2 separate regions of the Homo sapiens genome follow, and region 2 is linked to region 1. A link is an interaction called in ENCODE POLR2A ChIA-PET data of the cell type or tissue named here. Cell type or tissue: HepG2. All regions are shown on one strand. Links, peaks and the distances in the headings refer to the core of each region. The heading gives the core; the rest is flanking DNA. Region 1 has its middle 12 kb from the start of AGXT. Region 2 overlaps PASK (PAS domain containing serine/threonine kinase).

Region 1 (4,379 bases), core at 263-4,262:
GTCCCATTCAGAGGCCAATATAAATTATTGGGGAGCATATATTGAACCCCAGATATATTACAAAAGAAAACCATATGCTTCTTTTTAAAAGTTTGTGGGTCAAAATGAGACCAGTTTTGAAGAATGCCATCCAAGGGCGAGTCAGATGGAATTGAAGAATGAAATGGACCCATGTTGGGTTCAGATCAGGTACTACAAGATCCCCGAGGTGTCCCTGAGGGACTTGGACCTCACCTCTTCGGCTCACTCTATTCGGGGGCGTCTACCACAAATGGAGGGCCTGCCCTTGCCTGGACGACCACTCCAGGTGTGCCCGTGTTTGAGCGGTCAGCTCAGACCTAAGGTGAAGGAGAACTCACCCATAACTTGGGATGCGGTTCCCACTTGAAGTGGAATCCAAATGTGGGTCCGCAACCAGTGGAATGTGTCTGCGCAGAGTGGGGATCACTGCTGCTCATTTCCAAGGCATGGTTTACAGGGCATCAAGTGAAAGTGGACTTGCCACCCCAAAGGGCAATAGTAAATTCCCTCTTTTGTCTTGGCCTTCGGGTAACACCAGGTAGTGCCCTTGGCCAGAAACCTTCAATTGCCAAAGAGTACTCAAGCTGGTTCCCTGGCAGTTCAAAAACGGAAAAGAACCCTGGCTAATTCCTCACCCCTAAGGGCAGTGATGGAAAGATATCTCTTCTCTAGGGCTTCAGGATCCCACTGAAGAGTGGTCTTGGACAGAGCCCTCAGTTTCCGAGTAAAGAACCAGACCATCAAGGGAAGCAGGGAGGGAAAAGAAGGGAGAAATCCCAGTAAAGTCCTGTACGCACAACCGAGGTGCCTGGCGAGGTGTCGGAGCCCCAGCCTCGGGAAGGGGCCGACTCGAGGGCTGGTAAGAACTTACCAATGACAGTATGGGTTTGGAAGAGGAAAGTTTTATTAGGAAGAAAGAACGCTGCAGAGAAGTGCAGTGGGTGCCTCTGCCGGAGGACTCGGCACCACCAGGGATTTTCCTTAGGAGCATTTCTGGACCCCACGGCGGGAGCTGAAGGGTGATTTGCACAACAAATGCTACATTTGTAGACATTCTGGTGCCTTAGTGATGGCAGGGGGTGCACATTGATTTTCATCAGCCACGCATTCTGGAGATGTCTAGAAATTCTAGTTACTTATAAATGTTAGGTTGAAAGGAGGCCTGGAACCAGGTGCCAACTTTAGATGATGGGGAAGTTTAATTACTTCCAAATTCCTCAAATATGGAGCTTTGCCATGGATGGCCTGCCTGATGGTCACCAGGTGGTCTTAGCTGTCCTCAGCCAGCTCACGGGGCCTTCCCAGCTCTGCCTCCTGCCCACCCCCAAGCACACTCCCCTCTGCTCCAGTCAAACCCATGCGCCTGTGCCTTGGCATATGCTGCCCTCTCTGCCAGCAGTGCTTGCTCCTGTCTTTACTCAGCTCCCCCTCACTCCCCAGGGAGTCATCCCAATTGTCCAATGTCCTCAGCTGCCACCAGGCCACTCACCCCATCTGTTGCATCATCTGTTGACTGCCTGTCCTCCCTGGGGCGGGACCCCCTTTATGCAGCTCTGTGTGCCTGGCATGGCATGTGCGAGGGCATAGAAGATCTGGACACAGAGTTGGCTGACTGGTCCCGGAGGGTGGGTGGGCAGCCCTTGGAAAGCCAAGGAGGTGTGTGTGCTTTGTTCCAGAATGGAAGGTGTTGTTTGCTCATCCTTTGTCAAGGTAACCAGGAGAAGCTGTTGCAACCACCAAGGGAGGGTGTTTCCTCAGGCCGAGAGCTTATTGGGAGCTTCGGAGCTACGAACCACAGCAAGCTGCAGGGCAGGCAACTGACCTTTGTCACCCAGGAGTCCAGGGGATAAGGGCCACCTGGCCACGTGGCCAGGCCGTTCCAGCCAAGGCCAGCAGCAGCAGTGCCCTGGGAGTGGCCTCTCGCAGCTGTGAAACGGGAGCTGAGGGCACCACCTGCTCAGCTCAGCCGCCTTTCTGGGCCCTGGGGTGGGCCTGGGCTGGCAGGATGGGGCGTGAAGTCCGGGTCAGGACCCGGGACTGGCCTGCCTTGCCCTCCTGGGCAGGACTGACCTGGGGTTGTCTTAGTTCCCCAGATGAAGTCACCAGCGGAACCAGCCGGCCTGCTACCTGACACACAAGGCCAGGAACTGAGTATCTTTTAAAAGTTTAACTTGTTTTGTTATAACTGATATAAAATAATGCAAACAATTTCTTTGGGTCTGGTGCCTGTCTCACTAAGGCAGGCGAGCCTGTCGCCCTTAGGTGCTGTAGGGAGATGCTGTGCGGTCTGCCAGTCACACGTCCCCACCATGCACCATTTTAATTGAACCCCGGCTAAACCAGCCTATTGGGACATCCAGGCTGCAGGTGGCCATCAGGGCATTTGTCCTTCAACAGGCAGCAGCTGGGTCCCAAAAAGGGGAGGATTGGTGTAAAACCCACTGCCTTAACTGGAGGGCGGGACCCCTGGGCCGTGGGGCCTGTGCATGTGTAATGCAGTGGTGCCTTGAGGGTGTCCGGCACAAGTTGCCCCCTCCAGGTCACGGCCTGAATGGCAGGAGTTGGTTCTGGCAGGTGAGGGTCCTGCAGAACGGATGCCACCCAGTGGCTCCTGATGATAAGCCGTGTCCTGGGGTACCTGTTCTGGTGCTGTGTCCTGGGGTACCTGTTTGGGTGCTGTACCCAGGTCTGGTGTGCCACGAGGGCTGCCACCCATGCCTATGCTGTGACCCCATCCCTGGAACAACCCCTCCCATGCTGAGCCTGCTGCTGCATCCCTGCTCGGCACAGGTACCTATGCCCAGGACTGGGTGTAAAACCAAGTCCTGTGTGGACAGCCTGCCCGTGCAAAGCCAGGAGTCCAGCCAGGTGGAGGCAGGGCTGTCCCTGGACCTCTTATCTGTGAAGTGGAGGCAAGTTCTCCCCTGGGGTGACAGGGCAGAGGTCAGGGGCCACAGGTCATCACAGTAACGAGGGTTGTGGTGGAAAATTCCGGCTCCGCCTCTCCCACCTGGGCCAAGGCCGCCCTGACGCACTCTCCCCTCCCCATGCGACCCCGGCCAGCCCGAGGGTCCTCCCCGACAGGAGTGGGGGGTATGTGGAGCACCTCCCTGGGAGTCGGCACAGCCTCCTAAATGCTGGAGGACTCAGGAGCCACGACATCAGGGATTTCCAGGCAGCCTCCAGGGCTCCTTTCCCCAGGCGCCTCTGGCTGTGGCAAGTTCTTGGCATTGGTGGGTGGGGTGGGGGCAAGAGGTGGGTATAGAATCCAGCACTGCCTTCCTGGCGTTCACTCTGGGTTCCTAGAGGAGAGGAAGCCTTGGCCCCTGAAGACCTTCCCAAGCCCATGCCACAGAGATGTGAGCAGAGACCCCGTGTGGGGTTGGACAGGACAGGCCTGGCCCCCTTTCTGGAGGTGGCTGCAGGGGGCAGGACAGGTAGGGCCACCTCAACTGTGTGGCCCTGGCAGCTGCTTGTCCCACTGGGACCCCACGTCCTCATCTGCACAGCAGGGACACGCACTGGGGCAGCGAGGCCCACGGTGACTTGTGGGGAGAGGGCAACAGTGACTTGTGGGGAGAGGGCAACAGTGACTTGTGGGGAGAGGGCGACTGTGACCTGTGGGGAGAGGGCAGCTGCCCATTGCCGCAGTTTCTGGGCTTTGCTCCTGGGCCCCCGACCTGTCCCCCACCAAACTGGAGGGCCCCAGCACCCCAATTCCAGGACAGCCCATCACCCTCTTCTCCCAAGTGACTGTAGAATCTGAACCGGAAAGTAGAACAGATGATGAAGAAGATGCCCGGGCAGGTGTGGCCTCAGACTCTGCTGGGGCTGGCCCCATCTGCCGCCCCTGCCCTGCCTTCATGAGGCCAGCATTCTGGATACTGGGGAGTTCTGCTGGGGAAACAGCACCCTCCACACATCTCAGTGGTGATCAGTGGGTGCGGGGTGCATTGCAGCTCCCAGAATATGTGTGTCCTAGAACTAACCTCTGTGAAACTGACCTTGTACTAGGGTCTTTGCCAACGTGATCAGGTTAAGGGCATACTGGATGAGGGTGGGCCCTAGCCCAGATGAGGTAGGAGGCCAGCAGGAGTCATACTCCGGACTGGACTGAAGACAGGCCAAAAGCAGCAAGCAGCATGGAGGACACCCTCTGGCCACCCTCACTGCCCATCAGCCAAAACACCCCCCACCAACACCAGGACAGTTTACAATGGCACGGCAATGCACGGAAGTCATGGCCCATTTCCGTGGCAACAACTGGAAGTTACCGCCCATTTTCTAGCAATTTCTGAATAACCTGCCCCTTCATTTGCATGTCACTAAAAGTGGGTATAAATATGGCTGCCAATCAC
Region 2 (4,379 bases), core at 268-4,267, 280 kb before region 1:
ATGGGGTGGAGTTCTTAGCTCTGAATCCATAACTGGAGACGCAGACCAAGGGTTTCTGAAGGCAAGGGTGGCCTTAGGGGTGGGACATGCTCAGTTTTGAGCTTCCTGTGCGCTGAGGCCTTGACCAAGGGCCGGAGCCTATGTGGTCTCCCAGCTGACCACTCTTGTCCCCTGAGTCTTCTCCCAGGAGCTGGGCCACCCACAGAGGTGGATGCTGGGACGCTGCCCAAGGCTGAGGGGTGGGAGGTAACATCCACAGCTGCGCAGCTGGTGTAGTGCTGCCTGTGGGGCCAGTATCCTGGTGCCAGATCAAGGATGGCACAGTTGCCAGTGGCGTGGCTGAGCCCCGAGCCTGAGCCCCACAGTCCTCCCTCCCTCCCTCCCTGCTGGTGCCCGGCCCCTCACTGGGGTGTCTCACTTGCCCTGGGGTTGCTGTGCCTGGGGCGGCTCTGGACACTGAGTCCTCCCCACCCACAGAAGGGCTCTTTCCTGGGCCAGCTGGGCCTGGGAGGAGAGGGAAGGCAGAGCAGTGTGGGTGTGAGATGTCCTGGGGACCTTCCCCGATGACGTGGGGTAGAAGTCGGGTCGGACGCAGCACAGACTCAGTGCTCTGTCCACGTGAAACACGGCTTAAGCCAAACGACAAGCCTTTCTTTCAGAATCTCAAGATTCAGAGGTCTGTTGGAAGAGCCAGGGACGGTACCACCTTCCCTCTGAGCTTAAAGCTGAAATCCCAACCCAGCAGCGAGGAGGCGACCACCGGTGAGGCGGCCCCTGTGAGCGGCTACCGGGCATCTGTCTGGGTGTTCTGCACCATCAGTGGCCTCATCACCCTCCTGCCGGATGGGACCATCCACGGCATCAACCACAGCTTCGCGCTGACACTGTTTGGTTACGGAAAGACGGAGCTCCTGGGCAAGGTGGGGCTGCCCTGGGCGCCTGGCTCCCGTTCCCTGGGAGGAAGCTGCTGTGCTCTGCAGTGCGGGCTTGCGTGTGGCACAGGCCTCGCACCCGGCAAGCTCTCCAGCTCGCTCCTTTACCCAGGAAGGACCTTGGGTCCAGGGAGGGAGGTCCCTGCTCATGGCTGCCAAGCTCCTTCCTCTCCACCCTTCCCCAGCAACCACCGTCGGAGGGAGAGGAGCACTGTGCTTCGAAGCCCTGAGAGATCTGGTCTGACTGATGGACCAGGGTTTACGACACAACTGCGGGGGTTCATTTCTCACCCTAGTAGAAATACTAAAAAGTAGCTAAGCTGAATTGTAGTTACGTTAAATTTAAGTTAGTTAAAAAGCAGTTAGTGTTCTTCCTGGATGAGGGGTTCCCACAGGAGCTGAGGGCATTGAGACCTTGCAGGGATTTTGGGGGCATGGACACTTGTGCCCTCTGTGAGGTTAGAGCGGGTTCTGGCATTACAGCTATGGGCAGTGTCCCGGTGAGGGGGCCACACACAGGTTCAGAGGAAGCATCTGTCAGAGCAGCTCCTGGCCTGGGAGGAAGGCCCCACAGTCCTTCTGTCCTGGGTGCATGTCACTGTTCCGGCCACCAGTGAGCCGCGTGAGGTGAGGCTTGCAAACACAGGCTCCCAGATCCATCTAAACATGGGGCCAAAGGCCAGATGTCTGCTCCAAAGATGTGTCGATGTCACTGTAACTTGCCGCAGAGTATGTTTTTACCTTTTTCTTAAGGGGAAAATCACAGATCACATGTTGAGCATCTGAGGGGCTTCAGGTGCGTCGAAGGGCATTTGGCCCGAGGCCTTTCCTGACCTTAAGGGTGAACCCTCAGGGACTGGCTCTCCTTGTGTTCATTCCTCCCCCAGGGGGACGGTCCAGTGGGTCAGCGTGGATCCTCCAGGTTCTGAAATGTCCCTGCTTTGTTTTCTAGAATATCACTTTCCTGATTCCTGGTTTCTACAGCTACATGGACCTTGCGTACAACAGCTCATTACAGCTCCCAGACCTGGCCAGCTGCCTGGACGTCGGCAATGAGAGTGGGTGTGGGGAGAGAACCTTGGACCCGTGGCAGGGCCAGGACCCAGCTGAGGGGGGCCAGGGTAAGACGTCCTCTTCCTCCTGAATGCGCCTGTAGCTGCTGAGCCCCAGACAGCCCCATGCCTCTGAGACAGGGCTGGGAGGAGCAGGAGCTATTGTCCCTCCAGAGGCTCAGGGGTGGTGGGGGGCGGAGTAGGGGGTGACTGTTTTCTGGTTTGATGTTCCTCTCTGTCTCGGGGGCTGTGACATATTCTTATAAACATATGAGCATAGAGAAGAGAATAGAAAACCCCCCAAGAGTGCATCACCAGTGCCCATGATATCCGAGACACAGCATCCGAGACACAGCTAACTGACCGTCTTGTCTTTTCTAAGTAAACTTATATAGCTTCATGTAGTTTAAGTGAAGCCATGTAGCATATCGGATTACCGCTGACCCTTGAACAACTGGGTTTGACATTAGAGGGTCCACTTATACACAGATTCTTTTCAACCTCAGAAATCCAGTACTGGTGGGAGGTGAAGTTGGCGTATATGGAGGGCTGACTTTCCATGCACCTGCGTTCCACGGGTGGGCTGTGGGACTTGAGGGTGCTCGGATTTTGGCATTCTGGGGGTCCTGGAACCCATCCCCTGAGTGTACTGAGGGTTGACTGCAATTCCTAAATTGAATGTTCTACCAGTATTTCCTGGTTTAATTATGTTTATCCCACATAGTTTTAATTTAACATTTTAAATGATTTCAACAAATACTCCGAGTCCCTTTCATATGCACAGTCTTAGGTGTGTGGCTTGTGAAGACAGGGTGAGCACACTGCCTCCTGTCCCGAGGGACCCACTCTGGCTGGGAGCAATGAGGGGCAGTAGAACCCGCTGATGTCCTGGCAGGGCCCACGCCTGAGCTCCTGGTAAGGAGCAGGCCCCTGGCTGCTTCCACAGTGCTCATTCTTGTTGACAAGCATGGGGTGGGGGTGCGCCCTGTCCCTGGCTCTGCCCTGGTGGGGACCCCGGAACTCTGCCTCCAGGGCCTCTGCCCACCTGGAGCGTGGGCTCACTGGGTGTGGTTCTGGAGTTCCTGGGGCAGGCTGGGGCCCAAGGGTCCAGGTGATGGTGTGGCAGGGGTGTCAGGTGGGGGGGTCTCTGTTCTATGGAAGGACACAGTGGGGGTGAGAGAGAGAGAGTGGCCAGTGCTGGCAGAAAGCACAGCCACCTCGGGGCTCTGCATCGTGGTGGGGCCAGGCGGGTCGGCAGGTGCTGGCTTGCGAGGTTGTCCTGCATGCGGTCACTCGGGTATCGAATGAGTGCGAAAGTGGATTTAATACAGTCACTGAGAAAAACTACAGCTTCACGAGACTGACCAGCCTGGTGAGATAAACATTTACCGTCAGACACTCTTTAGCTGTCTGGGCATTGTGTGAGTTCTTTGGCACATGCGCCCAGCCTCCTTCCCCACAGGGTCTCGCCTGGGGCATTAGAAGCTGGATTGTAACATTTGTTTTAAAAGATACTTTGTTAGGCTGTTGGTTCTCCTTACAATCCCGGCTTTCCTTAGCATGTGGTTCCCTTCATTGTATCTGGGTTTTTCTATCTCAGTCTGTCCTTTATACAAGCTTTTTCCTCTAGCACTAATTATATTCCCCTTCCCCTTTTTCCAGAATTCCAAATTCTGACCTGTGCATGCATGCCTGTGTTGAGTACATGCTGTTTGTCGGATATTTGGTGGTGGGGGGAGGGGATCACATTTCTGTTACTCTCGCATTGTTTCCTTAGGATGAATTCTTAGAAGTGGAACTTCTGGATTCAGGGAATGAACACGTTTGCTAGTTACTGTCAAAAATGCCTCTTGGAGAAGTTATGCCGAACCACCCAACTGTCCTGGTCACAGAGCAGGCTTCTCTCGGCTTGGGGCTAGGGTTCTTTCTGGGGTCGTCCTTTTTTTTTTTTTTTTTTGAGACAGAGTTTCGCTCTTGTTGCTGAGGCTGGAGTGCAGTGGCACCATCTCGTCTCACTGCAACCTCTGCCTCCTGGGTTCAGGTGATTCTCCTGTCCCAGCCTTCCGAGTAGCTGGGATTACAGGGATGTAGCACCATGCCTGGCTAATTTTGTGTTTTTAGTGGAGACGGGGTTTCTCCATGTTGGTCAGGCTGGTCTCGAACTCCCAGCCTCAGGTGATCTGCCCGCCTCGGTCTCCCAAAGTGCTGGGATTACAGGTGTGAGCCACTGTGCGTGGCCTCCCAGGGTCCTTCCTAATGCAGGCTGCTTTCTCTCATGTAACCAAGAGACATACATTCATCCCCTACCACGTGCCAGGCTGCACTGCGTGCAGATGCCCCTGCGCTCACGGGGACTGGAGGGAGCCAGGTGACATGGAGCCCAGGAAGTGGCCAG

The links. Peaks named below come from ENCODE experiments on the same cell type or tissue, not always from the same donor. Only the 100,000 strongest peaks of a DNase experiment are listed, where the experiment ranks them.
Region 2: POLR2A ChIA-PET joins it to region 1 with 5 read pairs; 2 of 35 experiments call an interaction of 5 or more read pairs at or near these places.

What each region holds. Positions count from the first base shown.
Region 1 is chr2:240,855,033-240,859,411 of GRCh38, reverse strand. No RefSeq gene overlaps it. Among named protein-coding and RNA genes, the nearest start is that of AGXT, 12 kb to the left of the region's middle. In HepG2, for the core only: a CTCF peak has its summit at 2,579 (motif pointing left); DNase peaks (open chromatin) are centred at 1,811 and 2,571; H3K4me3 peaks cover 481 bases; H3K27me3 peaks cover 394 bases.
Region 2 is chr2:241,133,545-241,137,923 of GRCh38, reverse strand. It overlaps PASK (PAS domain containing serine/threonine kinase), which reads left to right. Exons shown (of 18, transcript NM_015148.4): 7 at 660-920; 8 at 1,885-2,053. Among named protein-coding and RNA genes, the nearest start is that of PASK, 14 kb to the left of the region's middle. In HepG2, for the core only: no CTCF peak of the experiment used is centred there; a DNase peak (open chromatin) is centred at 1,973.